Regions from separate parts of the Homo sapiens genome. Here region 1 is linked to region 2. A link is an interaction called in ENCODE POLR2A ChIA-PET data of the cell type or tissue named here. Cell type or tissue: PC-9. All regions are shown on one strand. Each heading gives the region's core, and the rest is flanking DNA. Links, peaks and the distances in the headings are about the cores only.

Region 1 (6,703 bases), core at 1,573-4,072, 330 kb before region 2:
ATTAGGGTTGTGACATACATGGGGAGGGAATGGATGGAGGTAAGAGAAACATTGGAAGCCAAGTGCTGTGGCTCACGTCTGTAATCCCAACACTTTGGGAGGCCAAGGCAGGAGGATCGCTTGAGGCCAGGAGTTTGAGACCTGCCTGGGCAACATAGCAACACCCTGTCTCTTAAAAAAAAAAAGTAAGAATTGGCTGGGCGCGGTGGCTCACACTTGTAATCCCAGCACTTTGGGAGGCCAAGGCAGGCGGATCACGAGGTCAGGAGTTCGAGACCACGGTGAAACCCCGTCTCTACTAAAAATACAAAAAATTAGCCGGGCATGGTGGCGGGCGCCTGTAGTCCCAGCTACTCGGAGAGGCTGAGGCAGGAGATGGCGTGAACCCGGGAGGTGGAGCTTGCAGTGAGCCGAGATCGAGCCACTACACTCCAGCCTGGGTGACAGAGCGAGACTCCGTCTCAAAAAAAAAAAAAAAAAGTAAGAATTAGCCAGGCATGGTGCTGTGCACCTATAGTCCTAGCTATTCGGAAGGCTGAGGTGGGAGGATCACTTGAGCCCAGGAGTTTGAGGCTCCAGTGAGCCATGATTGTGCCACTGCACTCCAGCCTCAGTAACAGAGTAAGACCCTGTCTCTAAAATAAAATAAAAACATTGGAGGTAGAATCAGCAGGATTTAGTGGTGGATTGAACGCACAGTCAGAAAGGGCAGAGTTGAGAGCCACCGGAGCATCCGGGGGAATGGTGATGTTGACTTAATACAGGGAAGACAAGCAGAGTAAGGGGTTGGGTGGTGGTGGGGGGAGGTGTTAGATTCGTTGAGTTTGAGGGGTCTGGAATATCCAGTGTTCTCTGGCACCCAAGTGAAGGGGTCAGTGAGACAACTATACTCTGGAGCTGACACAGAAGTCCAGACCAGAAGTAAACTTAAGGCCACGAATCCATGGTCTTGGATGAATCATGTTGTAAGGGGAGAATGTGGACTGAGATGGGAGTGCACTGTTTGGGGGTGCAGGGGTGTATGGCCAGAATTTGCAGTGGAGAGGTAGGTGGGGACCAGGGCACATGGCGCCTGGAGTGTCAGGCCAAATGCTTAGCGCTGGGGAGCCCACTGAAGAGTCTTGGGCAGAGCAGTGAATGACAGGTGTGATTGGCGTTTCAGCAGGACTGTTCTGACAGCCAGTACAGATGATCTGGGGGGGGCTGTGGCAGTGGCTGATGCTGTTGTCCTTTCTGAAGTAAATCTGCTCATCTCTTGCCCCTGGAGGTGGCTCAGGCGGGTCGCCATGCCTGAATGCCCTCTCCTTGTTCATCTGGGTGCAAAAACGATGATTAAAACACCTGTCTCAACTGCACTCACCAGCCCCCGGTGATGTGATAGCAAACCCATGTCTCCCTGCCTCATTGTGGCCAGAGCTATACAACCTGCTCCTTTACCAGCCCCTGGTGATGTGACAGCAAACCCATGTCTCCCTGCCTCATTGTAGCTAGAGCTATACAACCTGCTCCCGGGACCTTTTCCCAGCCAGGTATAACACAGCAGGTGTGAGTGTGCACAGGTTGGTCCCCAAGGCTTGCTGGAGTCTGTTTGGGCACCATAATCCTCTGCCCTGGCATGCTTTGAGTTCACTGTGGTCTCTGTCATTCCGGCCAGTGCTCATTCAAACCTGTATATTGTCCCCTCCCACCCCGCACAGCCCATAGAGGGTGGGTTCAAGTCGGAATGAACATCCTGGGGTGCAGGCATCCAGGAAGTATGCAGTCCTGCCTATGGGGTGCTGACAGCCCCTTGGCAGGACACAGATAACCAAAGGCAGAAATTGTAAGAGACCAGAGGGAGGGGCAGGTGCTCTGGGAGCCCAGGAAAGGCCAGAGTGTTTCTGGTTGGAGAAATCAGGGTCGGTCCTCAGAGAAGATGGCGTTTGAACTGGGACTTGAGGAGAAGACTATTTTCCATTTCACACAAGAAATCTTTGATTATTCAGTAAAAAGAGGAAATATAAGAAAAAAAATCAGACTAGTCTGGCCAACATGGTCTAAAAATACAAAATTAGCCAGGCATGGTGGCGGGCGCCTGTAATCCCAGCTACTTGGGAGGCCCAAGCAGGAGAATCGCTTAAACTCGGGAGGCGGAGGTTGCAGTGAGCCGAGATCATGCCACTGCACTCCAGCCTGGCAGACAGAGCAAGACTCCATCTCAAAAAAAAGTAAAAAAAAAAAAAAGAAAAAAAAGGCCGGGTGCAGTGGCTCATGCCTGTAATCCCAGCACTTTGGGAGGCCGAGGTGGGTGGATCATGAGGTCAGAAACTCGAGACCAGCCTGGCCAATATGGTGAAACCCTGTTTTTACTAAAACTACAAAAATTAGCCGGGTGTGGTGGCAGGTGTCTGTAATCCCAGCTACTCCGGAGGCTGAGGCAGGAGAATCACTTGAACTCGGGAGGCGGAGTTTGCAGTGAGCTGAGGTAGCGCCAGTGCACTCCAGCCTGGACGACAGAGCGAGACTTCATCTCAAAAAAAAAAAAAAAAAAAAAAGGAAAAAGAAAAACAATCAAAGCCCCACTTCCTCATATTTTATTGACATTGTCAACACAGCCATTATAGGTTGCATAACAATCTATTAGGTGGATCCTGCATAGTTAGTCCTCTTATTGTTGGACTAATTCATTCCAGGCCTCAGGACATGGGCTTCCAGCCTGTGGCTGGGCAATGGGGCCAGATGCAACTCAGGAATCAGTGCTTGAGTCCATCTGCTCATTTTCTTCCACTCATAATGTCTATTAAGAACTCAATGCCTACCGGGCCCTGTGGATCCAATGAGTATCAGGACATGGTTCCTGTCCTGTCAAGTCTACTAGTAAGTGAGTCATAAGTGAAAAGAATTAGTTGTAGAGAAACCTGTAGAGTGCCACAATCAAGGCACAGGATGTTCAAGATGCGGTGATGACACAGACACAGGAGCTTCAGCCCTGGGAACAGGAGAGGACACCAGGCGGGGCTCGAGGAGTGAGAGGGGACAGGCCTGATGACACACGCCAGGGGACCAAGCCCGCGGGGATGCCTCCAAGCGTGTCTCTGTCCACAGGCAGAAAACTCATCCCACCACCTCTCAGGCCTCTGAGTGTTTGCTTTTTCTGTTTTCTATTTCAAATATTCCATTTCTCCCATTTTTGGAGGAACTGTTTTTATACTACTTTCCAAAATCCCAACTTGCAAGCATGCTTAATTCGTTTCATTTTTCTTCTATTTTTGACACTAAAAGCATTTAATGCTGTTTTTACCTCTGCATATAGCTTTGGCTGTTAATCCTACTTTTTAAATTATTTTCTAAATCGTCTGTTTTTTAATTTTTTTAACTCTTGATTTACATCTTGTCCTAAGGATAATTTGAGGTGCTACTTACGTTTCAAAATTTCTAAGTGGTATGTTTTACATTATTGTTAGTTGTATTGCATTTTGATCTGAGAATGGTTTCTAGAATTTCTACTTTTCAAAATTTACCAAAATATTCTTTGTAGCTTAATAATTATTTAATTTTGTCCACTGTCCATGAAACTTGAAAAGAAGGTGTACTGTTTGTTTTCAGGGTAAGAAATTTATATGTTCATATTTTCTATGTCCTTATTTATTTTTTGATTATTTGTTCAGAAAATGTGTTAGAATATTTCCAATAAAACTGTTTCTCATGTTTTTCCTTGTATTGTTATATATTTTATTTCACAGTTCTTTGTTGTTTATTTAACATAAGAAAAAAAAAAAGGCTGGGCGTGGTGGCTCATGCCTGTAATCCCAGCACTTTGGGAGGCGGAGGTGGGCGGATCACAAGGTCAAGAGCTCGAGACTATCCTGGCCAACATGATGAAACCCCATCTCTACTAAAAATACAAAAATTAGCCGGGTGTGGTGGTGCATGTCTGTAATCCCAGCTACTCAGGAGGCTGAGGCAGGAGAATCGCTTGAACCCAGGAGGCAGAGGTTGCAGTGAGCTGAGATCTCGCCATTGCACTCCTGCCTGGGCAACAGAGCAAGACTCCATCTCAAAAAAAAAAAAAAATTAAACCCATTCGAGGCTGGGCCCAGTGGCTCACACCTGTGATCCCAGCACTTGGGAGGCCGAAGTGGGCAGATCTCTCGAGCTCAGAAGTTTGAGACCAGCCTGGGCAACATGACGAAACCCCTTCTCTAACAAAAAATACAAAAATTAGCCAGACAGGGTGGCATGTGCCTATAGTCCCAGCTACTTGGGAAGCTGAGTGGGAGGATCACTGGAGCCCGGGAGGGAGAGGTTGCAGTGAGCTGAGATCACACCACAGCGCTCCAGCCTGAGCGACAAGAGCGAGACTCCATCTAAAAAAAAAAAAAAAAAAAATTAGGGCTGGGCGCAGTGGCTCACGCCCATAATCCCAACACTTTAGGAGGCCGAGGTGGGCAGATCACGAGGTCAGGAGATTTAGACCATCCTGGCTAACACAGTGAAACCCCGTCTCTACTAAAAATACAAAAAATGGCCGGGCACGGTGGCTCACACCTGTAATCCCAGCACTTTGGGAGGCTGAGGTGGGCGGATCACGAGGTCAGGAGATCGAGACCATCCTGGCTAACACGGTGAAAACCCATCTCTACTAAAAATACAAAAAAATTAGCCGGGCTTGGTGGCGGGTGCCTGTAGTCCCAGCTACTAGGGAGGCTGAGGCAGGAGAATGGTGTGAACCCGGGAGGCGGAGCTTGTAGTGAGCCAAGCTCGTGCCACTGCACTCCAGCCTGGGCAACAGTGCAAGACTCCATCTCAAAAAAAATAAAAATTAAAAATATAGGCCGATTCTTCCTCGTGCTTGGCATTGAGCTCCCGCAGCCGAGCCTGGGTCATGCCTGCCCTGCCCGGCCCCGGGTGCACACTGCAGCCCCTGCAACACGGGAGGCTGCTAAGCGTGAGTGGCGGTGTCCAGCAGGCGCTGTGTGGCAGGGAGGGCATCCATGGCTGCAGCCAACAACGGCAACAAGCCCAGAGTCCGGAGGAGTATCTGCTTTGCGGCAGGCCACGATACAGAGGGCTCCCATGTTGCTGTCGGTTGCTACAGGTGTGAACGAAGGGGGATGAATGCAGAAATGAAGACCAAGACAAAAAGATCTGTTTTGAAAGAAGGGGTCAGGGGGCTCCTTGCTTCTAGTGAACAAGGGCAGCCCTGAGCTTCCACAGCCCTTCGTATTTATTAGGTAGAAAGAGCAGGGAGGGAGAGGTAACGGTTGGTCAGTTGCTTGATTTATCACAGGTACACATAATTGCTTTCTTTGTACAACAGGCTTCAGATGTTCCTATAGGTAATCACAAGGAACACTGCGCTTGGGGCGTGACTGCTCTCAGCACTCCCTCTGTGGGCAGATGCAGCCCTCAGTTTTCCAACATCCTGCTTTCATGAGAACAGTTTTCTGTTTACTCATATAGCCTCCAGTGGTATACTGAGTTGGTCACGACCCACATTTTCTCGACCTGTAATACTCCCAGAGCCACGTCTGCTTTGATGAGAGGCTTCATGACTCGGTGGTCATGGCCACCCAGGACAGCGACAGCAGCTTTCTGGTCAAGGTTGGCTTCCTGAAGATCCTGCGCAGGTATGAGATTACCTTCACTCTTCCCCCGCCCAGTGAGCAAGCACGTCCGTGAGGCACCTGTTCCCAGCCTCTGCATGTCAAGCTCCTCAGCGTTGTTCCTGTCCCTGAAGGTTACAGTGTCAAGTGCGAGTACTCAGCGCACAAAGAGGGTGTCCTCAAAGCCGCGATGCTGCCAGCCTGCGAAGGTGGCGCCGGCGCCTGTGTGAGCGTGGCAGTGCAGGCTGGCGCCAGGGGCCGACACCACGGCATGCCCACCTGCTGGACGGTGTCAAGGGCTCGGGCGCCGCGCTGGAATAAGACTCGCAGCACAGCCACTGGCACGGCTTTGACTGAGGCCGGAGGCCCTGCCCGCCCCGAGCCCTCAGCCTTAAACCCCGCCTGGTCCCCGTGACACGCTGCGTGATGGTGGCTTCCTCGGCCCTCTCCGGGGTGGGCGTGGGGTGGAGTGGCCCTGGCCAGCCTCCCACCTCTGCCTTCATTCCTGCCACCACCGTGCCTCTCCCGTCCTCCTCTTCCACTTCCTCCTCTCCGTGTGCCTCAGGCTCCTGCCAGAAGACATTGGTTGAGCCCACAAGGAGACTGTCTGGGGAAGGGATGGGGAGGGCCTGGGGTGGGTTCTCCCCACTGCCCACCCCAACCCACAGGAGCTCCAGCTAGGGTCTGGGGGAGGATGGAGCTTGCTCTGTGACGTCGTGGCCCCATCACTGCTGCTGCTGCCTGGCGTCAGCCACCTCTCCTGCTCCTCTCTCTTCTCCTCTGCTGTCCACAATGAGTAGGAGGGAGGTGCAGTCCCCACCTCTCACCCCTCAGGTCTGTGTTACTTGGTTTTTAAGTGACTGATTGGGATAGAACCCTAAAGAAATAAAACTTCCAGTGGATACGAAATTATATATATATATGCCCATATGTGTATATATATATATGCCCATGTGTGTGTGTGTGTGTGTATATATATATATATATATATATGCCCATATGTGTGTGTGTGTGTGTATGTATATATATATATATATATATATATATATATATATATATATGCCCATATGTATATATATGGGCATGGTGGCTCATGCCTGTAATTCCAGCACTTTGGA
Region 2 (6,703 bases), core at 2,732-5,231:
TAATAAAAAGTTTAAAACAGGCTGGGTGCAGTGGCTTACACCTGTAATCCCAGCACTTTGGGATGCCGAGGTGGGTGGATCACCTGAGGTCAGGAGTTTGAGACCAGCCTGGCCAACATGGTGAAAACCCATCTCTATCACAAATACAAAAATTAGCCAGGCATGGTGGTGTTCACCTGTAATCCCAGCTACTTGGTAGGATGTGGTGGGAGAATTACTTGAACCCAGGAGGGCAGAGGCTGCAGTGGGCCCAGATCATAACAATGCATTCTAGCCTGGGCAACACAGTGAGACTCCATCTCAAAAAAAAAAAAAAGTTTAAAACAAACTTCAAATTCTTATGTCCCAATCCTATACTGTCTTATATGAATTTTTTTTTTTTTTTGAGATGGAGTTTCACTATCATTGCCCAGGCTGGAATGCAATGGCACAATCTCAGCTCACTGCAACCTCCGCCTCCTGGGTTCAAATGATTCTCCTGCCTCAGCCTCCTGAGTAGCTGGGATTACAGGCGCCTGCCACCACACCTGGCTAATTTTTTGCATTTTTAGTAGAGATGGGTTTTCACCATGTTGACCAGGCTGGTCCTGAACTCCTGACCTCAAGTGATCCGCCCACCTCAGTCTCCCAAAGTGCTGGGATTACTGGCATGAGCCACCATGCCTGGCCTTTTATGAAATATTTAAGAGAACATAACAATTTGATATCAATCCTTTTTTTTTTTTTTTTTTTTTTTTGAGATGGAGTCTTGCTCTGTCGCCCAGGCTGGAGTGCAGGGGCGCGATCTCGGCTCACTGCAAGCTCCGCCTCCCGGGTTCATGCCATTCTCCTGCCTCAGCCTCCCAAGTAGCTGGGACTACAGGCCCCCACCACCACGCCCAGCTAATTTTTTGTATTTTTAGTAGAGACGGGGTTTCACCGTGTTAGCCAGGATGGTCTCAATCTCCTCACCTCGTGATCCGCCCACCTTGGCCTCCCAAAGTGCTGGGATTAGAGGCGTGAGCCACCGCGCCCGGCCATATTAATCCCATTTTTATACAGGATTGCTTATAAGCAACTGAATCTGGGTATTTCAACAGTTGTTCAAACTTTATTGTTTTGGAGACAGAGTCTCATTCTGTTGCCCAGGCTGGAGTGCAGTGGCACAATCACAGCTCATTGCAACCTCCACCTCCTGGGTTCAAGCAATCCTCCTGCTTCAGCCTCCCAGGTAGCTGGGACTACAGGTGCGCTCCACCAAGGCTGGCTAATTTTTTGGTGTTTTTTGTAGAGAAGGGGTCTCGCTATGTTGCCCAGGCTGGTGTTGAACTCCTAAGCTCAAGCAATCCACCTACTTCAGCCTCTCAAAGTGCTGGCATGAGCCACCGTGCCTGGCCTGTTTTAACTTTTTTAAAAACTTTTTTTTTCCATGTACCATACATGAGACTTAATTTAAAAACTTTAAAAAATCCCTAAGTTTTTCTGGGATGCATGATATGTACCTGGCAAATAACAACATACCATGATGATTGAATATTCTGTAAAAATTAAATATTTTAATTTTTTTTTTTTTTTTTGAGATGGAGTTTCACTCTTGTTGCTCAGGCTGGAGTGCAATGGCACGATCTCGGCTCACTGCAACCTCCATCTCCTGGGTTCAAGTGATTTTCCTGCCGCAGCCTCCCAAGTAGCTGGAATTACAGGCATGGGCCACCACGCCCAGCTAATTTTGTACATTTTTAGTAGAGATGGGGTTTCTCCATGTTGGCCAGGCTGGTCTTGGACTGCCAATCTCAGGTGATCTGCCCACCTCGGCATCCCAAAGTGCTGGGATTACAGGTATGAACCACCGTGCCCAGCCAAACATTTTAATATTTCATAATTAAAAATTATGAAAGCTGTGTAGCAGCATTAATATATAATGTATGAAAAGAGTAGGGAAAAATAGTAACTACATTGCCATTGTAATCATGTTAAAAATGCCCATAAATATATTAAAAAGTAGAAGCTGCTGGGCACGGTGGCTCATGCCCGTAATCCCAGCACTTTTGGAGGCCAAGGTAAGAGGATTACTTGATGCCAAGGGTTTTAGACCAGCCTGGGCAACACAGCAAGACCTTGTCTCTACAAAAACTATTTTTTTTTTTTTTGAGATGGAGTTTCACTCTTGTTGCCCAGGCTGGAGTGCAATGGCACGATCTTGGCTCACTGCAACCTCTGCCTCCTGGGTTCAAGCAATTCTCCTGCCTCAGCCTCCCAAGTAGCTGGGATCACAGGCATGTGCCAACACACGCAGCTAATTTTGTATTTTTAGTAGAGATGGGGTTTCACCATGTTGGCCAGGCTGGTCTCGAACTCCTGACCTCAGGTGATCCACCCACCTTGGCCTCCCAAAGTGCTGAGCCACCGCGCTTGGCCTACAAAAACATTTTTAAAAATTATCCAGATGTGGTGGTGCATGCCTGTAGTCCTAGCTACTCGGGAGGCTGAGGTGGGAGGATCATTTGAGCCCAGAAGTTGGAGGCTACAGTGAGCCATGATTGCATCACTCCACTCCAGCCTGGACGATAGAGCAAGGCCCTGTCTCTAAAAAAATTTTTTTAATAAAAAATTAAAAAAATTAAAAACCTAGAAGCAGCCAGGCACAGTGGTGTGCACTTGTAGTCCCTGCTACTCAGGAAGCTGAGGCAAGAGAACCTCTTGAGGCCAGAAGTTAGAGTCCAGCCTGGGCAACAAAGTAAGACCCCCATCTCTAAAAATATAAAATATGGCCGGGGGCAGTGGCTCATGCCTGCAATCCCAGCACTTTGGGAGGCCGAGGTAGGAGGATCACCTGAGGTCAGGAGTTCGAGACCAGCCTGGCCAACATGGTGAAACCCCAACTCTACTAAAAATATAAAAATTAGTTGGGCATGGTGGCATGCACCTGTAATCCCAGCTACTCGGGAGGCTGAGGCAGGAGAATCGCTTGAACCCGGGAGGCAGAGGCTGTAGTGAGCCGAGATCATGCCACTGCACTCCAGCCTGGGTGATAGAGCGAGACTCTGTCTCAAATAAATAAATAAATAAATAAATAAATAAATAAATAAATAAATAATATAAAATAGGCCAGGAGCGATGGCTCATGCCTGTAATCCCAGCACTTTGGGAGGCCAATGCAGGCAGATCACCAGAGGTCAGGAGTTCGAGACCAGCCTGACTAACATGGTGAAACCCTATCTCTCCCAAAAATACAAAAATTAGCTAGGCATAGTGGCAGGTGCCTGTAATCCCAGGTACTCGGGAGACTGAGGCAGGAGAATTGCTTGAACCCAGGAGGTGGAGGTGGCCATGAGCCGAGATCGTGCTGTAGTAAGTGAGACCGTGCCACTGCACTACAGCCTGGGTGACAGAGCGAGACTCTGTGTCAAAAAAAAAAAAATATATATATATATATATATACATATATATATATACACATATATATACATATATATACACATATATATATAATTTAAAAAAAACACTAGAAGAAAATATGCTAAGGGTGTTATTACTACCATTGCACAGGAGAGGAAGTGACAGCACAGAGGGATGGAAGTGACGTGTCACCCACTGGACAGTGACGGAGCTGAGCCTGCCCCTGCAGGTAGCTCATCCCAGAGCATTGGCGCTGGCTCCCTTACCGGGAAATGAAATGAGAAGTCAGTGCATGACATGCTGGTGGTGACAGCTATATTCCTTCTGAGTTCATGTCTCCCTCCTGGGAACAACCCCCGTCTTCTGGTCCGGTGGCCATCCAGCTGCAGAGTGTAAGTGAGATTGGCAACCAGGCGGCCTGGGCAGGGCGGAAAAGGCAAGAGTTAAATGGTGGGGGATCCCAGGCCATAAGCCTGGATTTGGGGCGGCAGCTGCCCTGGGAGCAGGAGGAGAGCTCTGACCTTGGAACTGGGGGATGAGAGACTTGATCTGGAAACAGATTGTGATATTAACTCCTTCTTTCATCTTGTTACTGGTTGAATAGGAGCACTCCACTTCATGCACTGGGATCTCAGCTGGAGAGAAGGACATCAGGGTGACCATATCCACCACGGGCCGGGAGCTGCAGGGCAGAAGGCAACCAACTCTCTCCCTCCAACCCAACTGCACGTCCCCCCTCAGATGTGGGGCTCCCGCCAGCAAAGCCAGAGAACTCTCCTTCCCTAAAGCAGACCTCAACATGTCACTGTCTCCTCTTAAGGAAAATAATAATGATACTTTTTATTTATTTATTTTGAGAGAGGGTCTCACCCTGTTGCCCAGGCTGGAGTGCAGTGGCATGATAACAGCTCACTACAGCCTCGGCCTCCCAGGCTCTAGTAATCCTCCCACCTCAGCCTCCCAAGGATCTGGGACCACAGGCATGTGCCACCACACCTGGCTAACTTTAAATAAATTTTTGTAGAGAAGGGACCTTCCTATGTTGTCCAGGGTGGTCTTGAACTCCTGAGCTCAAGCAATCCTCCCGGCTTGGGCTCCCAAAGTGCTGGGATTATAGGCATGAGCCACCATGCCTGGCCAATAATGGTGATAACTAATTAGGGCTCCCAGTTCATTCTAGCAGCCTCTGACCCATTTTCCATGAAGAAGAGAAAGCTCTTAGGAAGAGAAATCATACTGAGTTACTTTCATGCTTATGTTTAAGCCTTCAGTGATGCTTGCATGAATTTTATTATGCTTCATAATAAAGTTGCAGCTTTTGTTGTTGTTAGAGCCTCGCTTTGTTGCTCAGGCTGGAGTGCAGTGGTGCAGTCATAGCTCACTGCATCCTCACACTCCTGGCCTCCAGCGATCCTCTTGTCTCAGACTCCTGTGTAGCTGGGATTACGGGAGTGAGCCCCAGTGCCTGGCTCCTATTTTTTTTTTTTTTTTTGAGATCCTCCTCTTGGGCTCAAGCAATTCTCCTGCCTCAGCCTCCCGAGTAGCTGGGATTACAGGCGCATGCCACCATGCCCAGCTAATTTTTGTATTTTTAGTAGAGATGGGGTTTCAACAGGTTGGCCAGGCTGGTCTTGAACTCCTGACTAAGCCCCCCGTGCCTCCCATTGAAGATGTATACAGCCCCCTGCTCCTCCAGAGGGGCCCCCACAACCACGTCCACCTGACCTCAAATGATCCACCCACCTCGGCCTCCCAAAGTGCTGGATTACAGGCATGAGTCATTGCATCCGGCCTATTTATTATTTTTTTGTGGTAGGATCTCACTCTGTAGCTCAGGCTGGAGTACAGTGGCATGATCACAGCTCACTGCAACCTCGACCTCCCAGGCTCAAGTCATCCTCCTGCCTTAGCCTCCCAAGTAGCTGGGCCTACAGTCATGCACCACCATACCTGGCCAATTAAAAAAAAAAAAGAAAAGGGCTGGGCACGGTGGCTCACTCTGTAATCCTAGCACTTTGGGAGGCCGAGACGGGCGGATCCCTTGAGGTCAGGAGTTCAAAACCAGCCTGGCCAACATGGCGAAACCCCGTCTCTACTAAAAATACAAAAAAATTAGCAGGGCATGGTGGTGCATGCCTGTGATCCCAGCTACTTGGGAGGCTGATGCAGGAGAATCGCTTGAACCCAGGAGGTGGAGGTTACAGTGAGCCAAGATCGCACCACTGCACTCTGGCCTGGGCAACAGTGCAAGACTCTCTCTCAAAAGAAAAAAAAAAAGTACAGATGGTGTCCCACTGTGTTGCCCAGGCTGGTCTCAAACTCTTGAGCTCAAGTAATCTTCCTGCCACAGCCTCTCAAAGTGCTGGGATTACCCACATGAGCCACCACACCCTGTTAATCTTTTTTTTTTTTTGAGGCGGAGTCTCACTCTGTCACCCAGGCTGGAGTGCAGGGGCGCGATCTCGGCTCACTGCAAGCTCCGCCTCCTGGGTTCACGCCATTCTCCTGCCTCAGCCTCCCGAGTAGCTGCGACTACAGGCACCCGCCACCACGCCTGGCTAATTTTTGTATTTTTAGTAGAGACAGGGTTTCACCGTGTTAGCCAGGATGGTCTCCATCTCCTGACCTCGTGATCCGCCCGCCTCGGACTTCCGAAGTGCTGGGATTAGAGGTGTGAGCCACCGTGCCCAGCTGCCACACCCTGCTAATTTTTAATTATATGTTTTCCAATATGTAAGCTGTCTCTGGGATTACAGGTGTGAGCCACTGTGCCTGGCCTGGAAGACCATATATTAAAAAAAATAAAAATTAGGCCATGCATAGTGGCTCCTGCCTGTAACTCCAGCACTCTGGGAGGCTGAGGAGAAAGCATAGTTTGAGACCAGGAGTTTGAGACCAGCTGGGGCAACAAAGTAAGTCCCCATTGCTACCAAAAAAAAAAAAAAAATTAGCCAGGTGTGGTGGCGAGCACCTGTAGTCTCAGCTACCCGAGAGGCTGAGGTGGGAGGATCACTTAAGCCCAGCAGTTCGAGGCTGCAGTGAGTTATGATCATGCCACTGCACTCCAGCCTGAGCAACAAAGAGAGACCCTGTCTCTAAAAAAAACCAAAATAAATAAATAAAATAAAATATAAACAAAACAGGATAAGAGCTGGGGTCATCAGGTGTGACCTGGGAGACCCATCTCACCTCAGCACGATCATCTGGCTCTCAGCCCCCACAGCCACATCTGCCAAGCCATCCCCTTCAAGGTCCTTCACCCCATGGATGGAGCGTCCAAACCACTGAATTCCTGAGAGCACTTGGGTCCCTTCTATCCGCTGAG

Evidence for each region. Peaks named below come from ENCODE experiments on the same cell type or tissue, not always from the same donor. Only the 100,000 strongest peaks of a DNase experiment are listed, where the experiment ranks them.
Region 1: POLR2A ChIA-PET joins it to region 2 with 22 read pairs; 3 of 35 experiments call an interaction of 5 or more read pairs at or near these places.

What each region holds. Positions count from the first base shown.
Region 1 is chr16:30,820,308-30,827,010 of GRCh38, reverse strand. LOC124903679 (a long non-coding RNA gene) reads right to left here. Exons shown (of 2, transcript XR_007065052.1): 2 at 5,127-6,154. It also overlaps the pseudogene ADISSPP2. Among named protein-coding and RNA genes, the nearest start is that of ZNF629, 36 kb to the right of the region's middle. In PC-9, for the core only: no CTCF peak of the experiment used is centred there; a DNase peak (open chromatin) is centred at 2,600; H3K27ac peaks cover 1,737 bases.
Region 2 is chr16:30,496,431-30,503,133 of GRCh38, reverse strand. ITGAL (integrin subunit alpha L) reads right to left here. Exons shown (of 31, transcript NM_002209.3): 15 at 6,568-6,698; 16 at 3,900-4,060; 17 at 3,645-3,796. ITGAL-AS1 (ITGAL antisense RNA 1) reads left to right here and starts at 3,580. Exons shown (of 2, transcript NR_186415.1): 1 at 3,580-3,770; 2 at 3,983-4,704. In PC-9, for the core only: no CTCF peak of the experiment used is centred there; no DNase peak of the experiment used is centred there.